2 separate regions of the Homo sapiens genome follow, and region 1 is linked to region 2. The links are chromatin loops, found by intact Hi-C in ENCODE. Cell type or tissue: B cell. All regions are shown on one strand.

What was found. Peaks named below come from ENCODE experiments on the same cell type or tissue, not always from the same donor. Only the 100,000 strongest peaks of a DNase experiment are listed, where the experiment ranks them.
Region 1: a loop joins it to region 2, with 3 times the contacts of the local background. A loop is called at or near these places in 4 of 110 quality-filtered maps.

Annotation. Positions count from the first base shown.
Region 1 is chr9:114,608,608-114,611,107 of GRCh38, reverse strand. It overlaps a transcript of TMEM268 not described here. Among named protein-coding and RNA genes, the nearest start is that of TMEM268, 1.4 kb to the left of the region's middle. In B cell, CTCF peaks have their summits at 1,100 and 1,310; no DNase peak of the experiment used is centred here; H3K4me3 peaks cover 692 bases; H3K27ac peaks cover 780 bases.
Region 2 is chr9:114,537,368-114,539,867 of GRCh38, reverse strand. No RefSeq gene overlaps it. Among named protein-coding and RNA genes, the nearest start is that of WHRN, 33 kb to the right of the region's middle. In B cell, CTCF peaks have their summits at 1,220 and 1,423; a DNase peak (open chromatin) is centred at 1,427; H3K27ac peaks cover 419 bases.

The DNA.
Region 1 (2,500 bases), 71 kb before region 2:
TATTGGGGACTTGGGTTTGGTTTTTGTTTGGTTGGTTTTGTCGTTGTTTTTAGAGTCGGGGGTTTCGCTGTGTTGCCCAGGCTGCTATCGGACTCCTGACCTCAAGCGATCCTCTTGCTTGGCCTCCCAAAGTGTTGGGATTACAGGCGTGAGCCACCGCACCTGGCCGGGGACTTGTTTCTAATGGAAAATTGTGTATGTGCTGTATTGTTAAGAGCATTGGTTTGGGGTCAGACTAGGCTGTGATTCGGGTCTCTCCACTTCTTATTATCGTCTTTGGTAAATTATTTAACCTCTTTGTGCCTTCGTTTTCTGTAAAAAGCAGATAATTATAGCTACTTCATGAGGTCGTGTGAAGATTTAATGAGATAGTGTGTGTGAAATGTTCACAGCTACCAGACACATACTCACTCGTGTTCCCAATTGCTATACTCACAAGGGCTCACTCCCATCGCCATCCTTCGTAATTTCAAAGGGTCTACGGTTAAAAGTAAGTAACCTTTCCCCTGAGGAAAACACTAACCTTGTGCTTTCCTTGTATTTTTCCTTAGAGCACATATGTACCTGTGCGTGTGTGCGTTTACACAAAGGAAGGCCTTTTCTATTCTGTTGGGCACTCTGCTTTTTCATTCGACAAAGTACCTTGGCGCTCATCGGCCAGAACGCGCCACACTGCCTCATTTCCTTTTAAGGGGCACATAAACGTCCCTATATTAATATTAGGTTTGCGCAAAAGTTATTGCGTTTTTTTGCCATTAAAAACATTACAGGCTGGGCGCGGTGGCTCACGCCTGTAATCCCAGCACTTTGGGAGGCCGAGGCGGGAGGATTACCTGAGGTCGGGAGTTCGAGACCAGCCTGATCAACATGGGGAAACCCCGTCTCTACTAAAAATACAAAATTAGCCGGGCCTGGTGGCGCATGCCTGTAATCCCAGCTACTCGGGAGACTGAGGCAGGAGAATCGCTTGAACCCGGGAGGTGGAGGTTGCGGTGAGCCGAGATTGCGCCATTGCACTCCAGCCTGGGCAACAAGAGCAAAACTCCATCTCAAAAAAAAAAAAAATTGCAAAAACCGCGATTATTTTTGCACCAACCTAATAGAAAGGGTCTTTGTTTTCTTAACCCTTCTTTCTTAGTGGACATGAAGGTGATTTCCAGCCTTGCTGACAGGCCTTGCCCTGATACACATAGCAGCATTGTTGCATACACGCAAACATGCCACAGCCTGCATTTCTTTCTTTCTCTTTCTCTTTCTTTCTTTCTTTCTTTCTCTCTTTCTTTCTTTGTTTCTTTTTCTTTCCTTCTTTCATTTCTTTCTCTCTTTGTTTCTTTTTCTTTCCTTCTTTCTTTCTTTCTTTCTTTCCTTCCTTCCTTCTTTTTCTTTTTCTTTTTCTTTTTCTTTTTCTTTTTCTTTTTCTGAGACAGGGTCACTCTCTTGCCCAGGCTGGAGTGCAGTGGTGCAGTCACAGCTCACTGCAGCCTCGGCCTCTCCTCTCAGGCTCAAGGGATCCTCCCACCTCAGCCTCTCTGGTAGATGGGTCTAAAAGTGCATGCCACCACTCCCGGCTAATGTTTTTGTTTTTGTTTTTGTTTTTGTTTTGTAGATGCAGGGTCTTACTATGTTTCCCCAGCTAGTCTCAAACTCCTACACTCAAGTGATCCTCCCACTTCAGCCTCCCAAAGTGCTGGGATTACACGTGCAAGCCACCATGCCTGGCCCATTTCTATAAGTAGATGTGCTGAGTCAGAATGTACATGCTTGTTTGTTTGTTTGTTTGTTTGTTTGTTTGTTTTTGAGATGGGGTCTCGCTCTGTCACCCAGGCTGGAGTGCAGTGGTGTGATCTTGGCTCACTGCAGCCTCCACCTCCCGGGTTCAAGCGATTCTCCCACCTCAGCCTCCCGAGTAGCTGGGATTACAGGGGTGTGCCACCACGCCTGGCTAATTTTTGCATTTTTAGTAGAGACAGGGGTTTCACCATGTTGCCCAGGCTGGTCTCGAACTCCCGACCTCAGGTGATCCACCCGCCTTGGCCTCCCAAAGTACTGGGATTACAGGGGTAAGCCACCGCACCTGGCCTATGCATGCATTTTTTTATTTTAACAGATATTCCAAATTGTTGGGAAACTCTCAGACCCCAGAACTTAGCTGGCTGCATGCTCGGCCAGCCCTCAGAGACAGCATGATTGGAGGCAGGAGCAGGAATTGGCAACCTGAGAAGTAGATACCACCCAGGCACCCTCATTCACAAGGATCCAGGTAGTGGGCTACTAAAAATGAAGTTCATTCATTTATTTATCCACAAATGGACATTCAGTACCTGCTAAGGGACAGGCATTGTACTGAGCAAGAGTGAACAATACACACCAGGTCCCTATTTAGTGTGCCTGATTTCCAAACAAAACAAAAACAAAAAACAATTTAGACGCGTGGGAGCAAGAGCCTCAAGAGATATTGAAGCTTTACTCACTGATGATAGGATATTAAAAGGGATCCTGC
Region 2 (2,500 bases):
AAGTGCCCAGCAAGCTCTTGCTTTCACAAAGATGCATTGGCAATTACTGAGAGTCCTGTTCTCTTCTAGGCATTTACAAATTGATTTGTTCCCATGTCATCAGGTATAGAAGGTAAGCAGCTGAGTAATAATGCATGGGTGAGGATAGGGAGTCCAGAATGGGCTTTATTTCTGGAGGAAGAGGTGTGGAGTGAGGAGGAGGTAGCCAGACCCCCTTGGGAGAGCAGAGGCTGTGTGCATGGTGTCCAAAGCATTCAAATAAACAGCAAAATCTTGGTGCATGTGACAGAAAGAACACTGGATTTGGAGTAAAAGAGACATGGCTATAAATTTCAGCTCTGTCACTTAATAGTGACATTGGAGAGGTCACATCATCCCTTGGATTCTCACTCTTTCATCTATAAAATGGGAATGATAATATGTACCTTGCATAAATAAAGTAGTGCTTGAGTGTTTAGCATGTGGAGGCAGACTGCTATTTATTAGATATATGACCTTGGAGAACCTGTTTTGTTTGTCTGTTTTTGAAACTTTTTTTTTCAGGGTCTCACTCTGTCACCCAGGCTGAAGGGTAGTGGCACAATCCTAGCTCACTGCAGCCTCAAACTCCTGGGCTCAAGCAATCTTCCTACCTCAGCCTCCAAATAGCTATAGATATGCACCACCATGCCTAGCTAATTTCTTTAAAAAATGTTGTAGACATCGGGACTCATTATGTTGCCCAGGCTGGTCTTGAACCCCTGGGCTCAAGCAATCCTTATTTATTTAGAGATGGTGTCTCATTCTGTCGCCCAGTCTGGAGTGCAGTGGTGCAATCTCATCTCGCTGCAACCTCTGCCTCCTGGGTTCCAGCGAGTCTCCTGCCTCAGCCTCCCAGGTAGCTGGGATTACAGGCATGTGTCACCACGCCCAGCTAATTTTTGTATTTTTAGTAGAGACAGGGTTTCACCATGTTGGCCAGGCTGGTCTCGAACTCCTGACCTCAGGTGATCTGCCCACCTTGGCCTCCCAAAGTGTTAGGATTACAGATGTGAGCCACTGCGCCCGGCATCTGGGGCCTTTTTTATAAGGACATTGATCCTATTTGTGAGGGTAGAGCCCTCATGATCTAGTCACATCCCAAAGGCCTCACCTCCTCATATCACTCATTGGTAAATCAGTTTTCAAAGTAGGAATTTTGCAGGGGCACACAACGTTCAGACCATAGCAATATGGTCAGCGTCTTCTTTAATATTGTGCTGCTGAAACACAATACCTGAGACTGGGTAATTTATTAAGAACAGAACTTTAATTTCTCACAGTTCTGGAAGCTGAGGAGTCCAAGATCAAGATGCCAGCAGGTTCACTTGTCAGGTGAGGGCTACACCCTCTGGAGGAGTGGAACGCTATGTCCTCACGTGGCAGAAAGCAGAAGCGCAAGTGAGCTGAACACTACAGGAAGCCTCTTTGATAAGAGTCATAATCCCATCTACAAGGGAGGAGCTCACGGCCTAATCACTTCTCAGTGGCGCCACCTCCTAATACTACCACACTGGGCATTAGGTTTTCACACCTGAGTTTTGGAGAGGACACATTCAAACCATAGCAATCAGGATTTTAAATCTTAGACATTGTAGTAGGAGTGTAGTGGTGTCTCATTTTAGTTTTAATTTGCATTTGCTTAATAGCTGATGAGGTTGAGTAGATTTTCATGTTCACATTTGCCATCTGTATTTCTTCTTTAGTGAAGCAGTTGTTCAAATCCTTCATTCATTTTAAACATTTGAGTTTTAATTTTCTTTTTGAGTGTTCTTTATGTATTCTGACTGTAGGTCCTTTATCAGATATGTGATTTGCAAATATTTTCTCCCAGTCTGTGGCATATCTTTTTATGCTTTAAGAATGTCTTTCAACAAGCAGAAATTCTAACTTTTCGTGAACACCAATTTATCATTTTTTAAAAGAATCGTGCATTTGGTATTACAGTTAAGAAATCTTTTCCTGCCTAAGATAAGTGCATTAATTTCTTAGGGTTCTCTGTAACAAAGAACCATAAATCAGGTGGCTTAAAACAATAGAAATTAATTCTCTCATGGTTCTGGAGGCTCTAACGGAGAAACTGCTCCATAACTCTCCCCTAGCTCCTGGTGGTTATCTGCAATCCTTGGCATTTCTTGGCTTATACACCCGTTACTCCAATCTCTGCCTCTATATTCACATGGCATTCTCCCTGTGTGTCTTGTGTCTCTTCTTATATGGACATCAGCCATATTGGATTAAGCACCCACTCTACTCCAGTATGATTTCATCTTAATTTAACTAATTACATCTGCAATGGCCCAATATCAAATAAAGTCACATTCTGAAGTTCTGAGAAGAACATGATTTTGGGGAGTACACTACTCAATCCAATACAATAAGAAACAAAAATTTTCTCCCATGTTTTCTTCCAAAAATTATGTAGTTTTAGGTTTTATATTTAGGTCTATAGTTCACTTTGAGTTAATTTTGGTATACTGTA